2 separate regions of the Homo sapiens genome follow, and region 1 is linked to region 2. Evidence: chromatin contacts called from ENCODE Hi-C data. All regions are on one chromosome and are shown on one strand. The core of a region is the stretch at or near the end of the contact, and the rest is flanking DNA. Distances in the headings are between cores, read along the strand shown.

Evidence for each region. A loop is a pair of places that touch in the nucleus more often than their neighbours do.
Region 1: a loop to region 2 is called in a map of mammary epithelial cell, with 12 times the contacts of the local background. The contact joins two enhancer-like sites. A Hi-C loop is called at or near these places in 3 of 168 maps with a recorded cell type or tissue (PC-3, mammary epithelial cell and transverse colon).

Annotation. Positions count from the first base shown.
Region 1 is chr17:5,881,840-5,886,099 of GRCh38, reverse strand. All of the region lies in intron 2 of LOC339166 (a long non-coding RNA gene), which reads right to left. Among named protein-coding and RNA genes, the nearest start is that of WSCD1, 190 kb to the left of the region's middle. Within about 2 kb of position 1,804, at least 3 of the 41 ENCODE cell types and tissues checked have a DNase peak (open chromatin) inside an H3K27ac peak, as active enhancers do; they include PC-3 and mammary epithelial cell, where a contact is called at or near this core.
Region 2 is chr17:5,833,084-5,837,627 of GRCh38, reverse strand. It overlaps LOC339166 (a long non-coding RNA gene), which reads right to left. Exons shown (of 4, transcript NR_040000.1): 2 at 412-447. Among named protein-coding and RNA genes, the nearest start is that of WSCD1, 240 kb to the left of the region's middle. RefSeq lists an enhancer at 1-117. Within about 2 kb of position 2,752, at least 5 of the 41 ENCODE cell types and tissues checked have a DNase peak (open chromatin) inside an H3K27ac peak, as active enhancers do; they include PC-3 and mammary epithelial cell, where a contact is called at or near this core.

The DNA.
Region 1 (4,260 bases), core at 555-3,054, 49 kb before region 2:
TTATTCTATAGATGGGAGACTAGACCCACAGTTACAGAGTGAGTTGGAGGCCATGCTGAGTCTAGAGTCTCGTCTTAAAATTTTCCCAGCCTGGGCTTTGTAACTAGAACAACCATCTTATGCCATCCGAACCCCCTCTGTCAAGAGGCCTCTTTCCTGGAGATCTAGGTGCCTTAGCCTTAGTATGTACGCAGCTTACTTTAACGTTGCCTTGAGAATGCCCAAGAGCTTGGAAGCCGGGCAGGAAGGGCAAAGCAGTGTGGGCCTTGCAGTTCACATTGCAGAGGAAACAGCACCCAGAGGCTAAGGAGCTGGAGGTATGCAGTGGCTCTGTTCAAGCCGTGGGCCCCCCATCATAATGTTCCCCGGTTCTCAACATTGTTTGGGAGCTTTCTCTTCTATGATAGGCATCTCATGATTGAACCAAGAAATACTTACTGAGCACCCACTCCAGAGCATACACTGGGCCATGCAGGGAGGGATCAGGCAGTTTGCACAAGACAGAAAGGTCCCTGCCTCTGTGGAGCTTACAGTCCAGTGGAGTATTGGTCCCTCATGGAGCCCACCCAAAGGATACAGGACAAGCATCTTTTCTCTGCCACTGTCCAGCAAGTGAAGATGCAGAGGGAACCCTTTGGCACCAAGCGGGCCCATGACTCTGAGGGCACAGTCCCATGTCTCCCTGAAGGACCTCCCAGGATGGACGGGCCAGTGGCTGGGATAAGAGAGCAAAAGCTCATGCTGGAGAAACACCCACCCGCCTGAGGTCAATCCTTGCAGGACATACTGTCCCGCAGTACTGCTGGACCCATTCCCTGGCGTCCTTACCACCTAGCGCAGCACTCAATAGTTACTTCTTAAATAAAAGGATGAATGAGGAGATTAAGTTAACTTCCTTCAGCTTCAGTTTCTTCTTTTGCAAAATGAAGAGTGTTATAGAGATCAAATGAGGAAGCCGGCTAGGAAGCTAGGAAAGATTTTTGCAGAGCTTTGTGTGTTCTGAAACACAAAGAAGTGAAACAGAATCCAGATTCCAAAGGGCTTCAAGAGGTGAGATGAAAGGCTGCTCCCAGCAAGGAGAAACACACATGGGAAATGCAAATTCCCATGCTGGGGCCTGAAACTCAGCCGCACAAGAATAGGCAGCTACCAGGCCAGGCATGGTGGCTCACACCTGTAATCCCAGCACTTTGGGAGGCCAAAGGGGGTGGATCATGAGGTCAGGAGTTCAAGACCAGCCTGGCCAACATGGTGAAACCCCGTCTCTAATAAAAATATAAAAATTAGCCGGGTGTGGTGGCGGGCACCTGTGTTCCCAGCTACTCAGGAGGCTGAGGCAGGAGAATCACTTGAACCTGGGAAGCGGAAGTTGCAGTAAGCCAAGATCACGCCACTGCACTCCAGCCTGGGTGACAGAGCGAGACTGCATCTCAAAAAAAAAAAAAAAAAAAAAAAAAAAAAGGCAACTAGCAGAACAAGGCTGAGAAGAAGCCTTGGGCGGGGTGGGGTGGGGTTGCAGGTGCGTGCAAAGAATTTTCAGATTATGTTTGCCCAAAGACTTAATGGAATCTTAATAACATTGATGGTGATGGTGATAACTAACCCCTCTTGAATGCTTGCTCTGTGCTAGATGCTGAGCCACGAACTTCACATGCACATCTTGTTTCATCATCTCAGAACCCTGATTCATTCATTCACTCGCTCATTCAATAAATATTTATTAAGAGCCCACATCCTTTACGAAGCATGGTTATAAAGACTATGAAGAAACGTGAACATTTGGACATGACGTTAAATGGAGAAGGAAAGCAATATTCAAAGTCACAACTGAACACTGCAAAACACATGGGGAGGGGTGAGCAGTAAACAAAGGAGACAAAGGCTCTTCCCTACTGGAGCTTATATTCTAGTCACAGCAGGCAGACGAAAAACAAAATGAATGAGTAACATGTAAAGTGGTGTTAAGTGTGGGTTGGAGGATACAGGGGCGGGCATAGCCCTCTGAAATATGATAGAGAGGAAAGACCTCTCTGCGAGGGTGACATTTGAGCAATGCCTAAAGAAGAGTGAGGGGGTGAGGGCAGAGAGTTCTAGGCAGAAGGAACAGCAAGGGCAAAAGCCCTGAGGCAGGCTTGTGTCAGGCATGATGACAGAGGAGCAAGGAGGCAGGATGCCTGGAGAGAAGTGCCAGAGGCAGAAGCAGGAGGAGATGGAGGCGGGTTGGGGGAGGGGGGGTTCTTTGAAGTTATCACAAGAACTTTGGCTTCTATTCTGAATAAGGTTAAGAAACCAAGGAGGAGGGGCCGGGCGTGGTGGCTCACCTCTGTAATCCCAGCACTTTGGAAGGCTGAGGTGGGTGGATCACCTGAGGTCAGGAGTTCGAGACCAGCCTGGCCAACATGGTGAAACCCCATCTCTACTAAAAATACAAAAAATTAGCCAGGCACGGTGGTGCGTGCCTGTAATCCCAGCTACTCGGGAGGCTGAGGCAGGAGAATCCCTTGAACTCGGGAGGTGGAGGTTGCAGTGAGCTGAGATCGCCCCATTACACTCCAGCCTGGGCAACAAGAGCAAAACTCCATCTCAAAAAAAGGGAAGGGAAGGCGGGGAGGGGACGGGAGGGGAGGGGAGGATGGGAAGGGAGAGGAAGGGAAGGGAAGGGAAGGGAAGGGAAGGCAGGGGAGGGGAGGGGAGGGGAGGGCCAGTGAGGAGTGATGGGATTTTACTTAGATTTTAACCTGAGGCTCACTCCATCTGCTGTGTTGGGAAGAAACCAAAGAATGACCTGGACGGATGCAGAAAGTCCATTTAGAGACTCTTCACTCATCCAGGAAAGAGGTCATCCTGGTTCAGAGTGGGGTGGTGGCAGTGGGGTGATGGAAATTGGTCAGAATCTGGATCTATCAGCCACAGGACTTGCTGATGAGTTGGGGTGTAGGGCGAGAAACAGGGGTGGAAGCTGGTGCTCAGGCTTTCCTGTGAGCCACTGCAAGGACAGACTTCCATCCTTCAAGGTAGGGAAGGCAGCAGGAAGAACAGGATAGGGGAGAACATCTGGGGCTCAGGCTTGGATGTCCTACATTCAAGTTGCCTATTGGATGGTCAGTGAAGATGTCAGGGGGACACATGGAGTTCAGAGAACTGGGCTGGAGTCGCCAGCATGCAAGATGATTTAAAGTCATGTGACTGAGTGAGGATCATTACCAGAAAGGGAAAGGTCCTTGCCACCCAGTGAGGTCCCTAAGGGAGGAAGTAACAAAGATAAGAGGCCCAAGGACCGAGTCCTGAGGCAGGAAATGTTTAGAGACATAACAATATAGACGATACAGCAGGTTAAAATGGCCCCCAAAGATATACATTCTACTTTTTGGAACCTGTAAATGTTACCTGATTTGGAAAAGGAGGTTTTGCAAACGTGATTCGATTAATGACTTTGAGAAGGATCCTGGGTTATCTGGTTGGGTCCTAAATCCAGTGACAAGTGTCCTTATAAGACGGGGGCAGAGGGAGATTCAATGAACACCAAGGAGAAGGCTGTGTGGCCACGGAGGAAGGCTGGAAGGATACAAGCCAGGGAGTGCCGGCAGCCACCAAAAGCTAGAAGAGGCAAGGAATGGATTCTCCACTAGAGCTTCTGGTGGGAGGGCAGCCTGCCAACACTTTGATTTTGGCCCAGTGATACTGTTTCAGACTTCTGGCCTCGGGAACTATGAGAGAATAAATTTCTGTGAAATCACCAAATTCATGGTAATTTGTTTCAGCAGCCCTAAGAAACTAACACAAAGGCCATTGGTGAACATGATAAGAGCAGGTATTAAGTAAGTTCTCTCCACATTTTACAGAAGAGGAAAGCAAGTCTCACTAAATTCCCCAAGGTCACAAAGCAGGTAAGCGGAAGGATGGGGGTTCCACCTAGACCTTCCAGGTTCTATGAGTAAGCCCACTCTTACCCATTACCTTTTGCTGTCTCCATCAGTAGACACCCAGGACCCAGCCTCAGTGAGCTGACCCTCCCTGTTCATCCAGCACTGCCCAGCCCACCCTGGGAGCATCCTGCCGTAGCTCAGCCCAGGCACTGGCTGCTGGCCACCGAGCTGTGAGAAAGGTCCTTTCCTACCGTGGACGTCTAGTAGCCCTCCTAGAAAGCAACGGGCAATATGTAGCAACTGTAGATATTCACACCTTCTGACCCCAGGATGCATCTCATTGACCTCTTTCTCAAAGAAGCCACACCCAAAAATGTCATCACAGCATCGGCTA
Region 2 (4,544 bases), core at 1,503-4,002:
GAGTGCAGTGGCGCCATCTCGGCTCACTGCAACCTCGGCCTCCCAGGTTTAAGTGATCAAGCAATTCTCCCACCTCAGCCTCCTGAGTAGCTGGGATTATAGGTGCATGCCACCACGCCCGGCTAATTTTTGTATTTTTAGTAGAAATAGGGTTTCACCATGTTGGCCAGGCTGGTCTTGAACTCCTGACCTCAGGGGATCCACCCATCTTAGCCTCCCAAAGTGCTGTGATTAGAGGCATGAGTCACCGCGCCCGGCCCAATTTGTGCTTCTTGAAATCACTTCCCAGGTAAACTACCAGCGCCCAAGTCCCTCTCATAGAGCCAAACTAGGATGCACTTTGACAATCTAAGATCCTTGTTTTCTGTCTCTCCTTACCAGCCTGTCAGGCTAGAGCAGGTCCTTGTTTACCTTGGTCATTACTGTGTCATCAGTGCCAGCACATTCCTGGAGATCAAAAAAAAAAAAAAGTGAGTCAATGAATGAACAAGCCAAAACTGCTGAATGCACACAAGCACAGCCACATGTACACAATTCCCAAAGTTTTGAAGAATCAAAGATTGAACATTCTCTCTCTAAGCAAGCACTGACACCAAAACCTGAGACACTCATTCTTCGTTCTCATCTAAGAGTTAACAGTTTCCCTGAGGCCTCCTTCTCCAAAGGCAATGTTACCCACTAGTTAACTTAAGCCTTTTAGAGGAAAAAAAAAAAATAGTTACTTGAGATTAACACTAGAACATGCTTCTATCTCCTGGTTTTTATCTCTAATCTTAGTCAAGCCATTCCTAACTTGCCCTTCAGTATAGATCAGTAATTCAGAGTGAAATCTCTAGAGTTAGACTCCCTGGGTTCAAACCCCAGCTTAGCCTCAGTTTTTTTTTTTTTTTTTTTTTTTACCATTTGTACGGTGGGGATAATAAGAGTACTATATCACAAGGTTACTGGGGGACTAATTGCATTAAAATATACAAAGTCCTTAGGACACTGTTGGCACATGGTAGGCACTATTCAGGTATTTGTCATTAGTTCTAGTGTTAATATCTTTTTTCTTTTTTTTTTTGAGACGGAGTCTCACTCTGTTGCCAGGCTGGAGTGCAGTGGCAGGATCTCGGCTCACTCCACCTCCCAGGTTCAGGCAATTCTCCTGCCTCAGCCTCCCGAGTAGCTGGGACTACAGGCGTGAGCCACCACGCCCAGCTAATTTTTGTATTTTTTGTAGAGACGGGGTTTCACCATGTTGGCCAGGATGGTCTCAATCTCTTGACCTCGTGATCTGCTCCCCTCGGCCTCCCAAAGTGCTGGGATTACGGGCATGAGCCACCACGCCCGGCCATCCTAGTGTTATCTCTTATTTCCCACCTTTGGAACCTGATATTGTGGACACAGCCGTGTAGTCTGCGATCCCCCACCCTCAGTCTGTGGTTACCACTCCTTCTCCTGTCTTCAATCAGGACCTTTCACAAACAGAATCCAGGGTCCCAAGTGGAGGGCAAAGCCTCACTGAGGTGTAAAACATCCCCTCCTTGATCCAAAAGCCTACCTCAGTCCCCCATCAAGGGAGCTATGATGGTTAATTTTGTGTGTCCACTTGGCTGGGCCATGGTGCCCAGGTATTTGGTCAAACATTATTCTGGATGTTTCTGTGTGGGTGTTTTTGGATGAGTTTGACATTTAAATTGGTGGACTTTGGGTAGAGTGCCCTCCATGAGTCGGTGGGCCTCATCCAATCACCTGACAGCCTGAATAAAACAAAAGATTGCTCTCCCCCAAGCAAGAGGGAATTCTGCCAGCAGATGGTTTCAGACAAGAACTGCAACTGTGGCTCTTTCCTGGGTCTCCAGCAGGATGGCCTATCCTGTGAATTTTAGGCTTGCCAACTTCCATTATTCATGCACCTATTCCTTAAAATAAATCTATACACTGTTGATCAAAATTAAGGCTCTTGAGGCTGAAATAAATTGAAAAAGCTTTAGCAGAAGTCAAATGTGAGCATCAACCTGGGAAGACACACCAACGAATTTAGGTGTGTTCCAAAGTCTGTTACAAGTTGGAATGCCATTATAAGAACGTTTAGGAGAAGGGAGGGGGTCTTCTCATATCAGAGTTGCTCTTTTTTATTGGTGGGTTCAATTCAGAGGTTACAATCATCGGCTACAGTTTACAGCATACTGGCCAAAATGTCCTACAGCAAGACAATCAGCAAAACTTCATGCATCAGAAACAAATCAGTGTCCGTTTCAGTGTTAATAGGTTACATATTAATCAGTACATCAAAAATTTGAGGAACTCACAATAAGATTTGAGGGACTCACAATAAGATTTGTTACTCAGAGGGGCCAGGCGCGGTGGCTCACGCCTGTAATCCCAGCACTCTGGGAGGCCGAGGCGGGTGGATCATGAGGTCAGGAGATCGAGACCATCCTGGCTAACAAGGTGAAACCCCGTCTCTACTGAAAATACAAAAACTTAGCCGGGCGTGGTGGCGGGCACCTGTAGTCCCAGCTACTCAGGAGGCTGAGGCAGGAGAATGGCGTGAACCTGGGAGATGGAGCTTGCAGTGAGCCGAGATCGCGCCACTGCACTCCAGCCTGGGCGACAGAGCAGGACTCTGTCTCGAAAAAAAAAAAAAAGATTTGTTACTCAGAGACAGGATGTAAGCCATGAATCATAAGACCTTTCCCAGGTGGTTAATTTGGAAGCCTGCCAAAGGTGACCTGTAAGTTATCATTTCCCCTTTTTGATCAAAAATCTTCATGTGGAAGCACTGATGATAAATCTCCACTTAGGTTAGAGTGATAGACATTCTTTATCCCTAGGCACTGAGAAGGCTCATTCCCAGGAAGTCTCATCTCTCAATGCAAAGAAAGAACCTTGTTATTGCAGGCAGGTTGTTAGCAACATGGGGCAGAACATGACACAAGGCTATGTGCTGTTTTCCTGAATAATGAATCACATACAGTTGCTGGGTGATATTATTTTGGCCTTAGCTGTTGAGGAATAGTTTCCATATTCTGGAGAATTTGGGTAAAGAGAAAATAAGTGTCTTAATTTTGTTCACAAAAGCATACTTTACCCAATTGTTGTAAGGTGGCTCAAAAGAAGGAAAACTTTTTGACGTTGGAAAACAGAATATAAAAAGAATTAGCAATTTTTTTAAAAGTCATAAAAATCATTTTAGTCCTCTATGAGTGCAGTCCCGTGTAATTCTTGTTTTGTTTGATGTTGGGTTAGTGATCTTGATGTACAACTTTTTATGGAAGTTTTTATTTAGTCTATTATTCTTAAAGTTATCGGAAATCTGTATTCAAAAGGACTTGTTAGAGTCTCTTCCATGGAAAGCAGTTTTGGAGTATAGCTGATTGCAAATGTTTCTAGAGAAGATTTCAAAACAATAGCTCTGGCCTGTAATCCCAGCACTTTGGGAGGCCGAGGCGGGTGGATCACTTGAGCTCAGGAGTTCGTGACCTGCCTGGGCAACGTGGCAAAATCCTGTGTCTACTAAAAATACAAAAAATTAGCCAGGCGAGGTGGTGCACGCCTATAATCCTAGCTACTCGGGAGGCTGAAACAGGAGAATCGCATAAACCTGGCAGATGGAGGTTGCTGAGAGCTGAGACTGCACCACTGCACTCCACCCTGGGTGACAGGGTGAGACTCTGTCTCAATTTAAAGAAAAAAAAAAGCTATGATCACAAAAACTTTGAATAGCCATAGGTTAAATCTGATGAAAATTCCCAATTGACAAAGAAATTTAGTTATTTCCATTGCATGTAGCATTTTAAGATAACAACCACAACTATGACTGACAGTGTCATATCAGGACCATTAGACTTTTATAAATTTTATGTAATCTTTAGAATACTCATATTAATAACATAGCCATATAATTTTAGAAAAAATTAACATAATCAAAATTATGACTGATAACATATTGGGTTTTTATAATTTACATACTTTTTGGAACATTTATATCAACAACATACCCATAGATGTAACTGAAGGAAGATTAGTATCATTTATTGTCATTGTTTTCCATATAATTCACCAAATACATATATTAGATCAAAAACTGCAATTAAAACTGCAATTACTTTTGCACCAACCTAATATTTAATCCAAAAAGACTTAATTTAGGATTTTCACCCTTGGAAAATACGTCAAATATGTCAGAAGTTTCAAAACATTGGAACAAAACAAAATTACAGGTCATTGTCTTTGTAAAATAATAGTTATTTATTTAACCAGTGTGACAATCAAAAGACCTCAGGGGCCATACAGAAAGTTACATGAATATAAAACCCTTAACCCATTTACAGCTCAGTTTTCCTAAGTAATCAAGAAACCTAATAAAGGCAACACAGGAATTATCTTGACAAAATGTAAAATCTTTGGTTTTTCAGTCAGCTACCAAAAAGGTAAAGAATAACCTCCTGTGGTGTGATTGCTTCTCCTTATGAGAAGCCAATTTAGATAACCTGGAAGCCAAGCCTGATGAAAAGGATATTTAAATTTAAACAGACGCAGACACAGGAAGTGTTTCC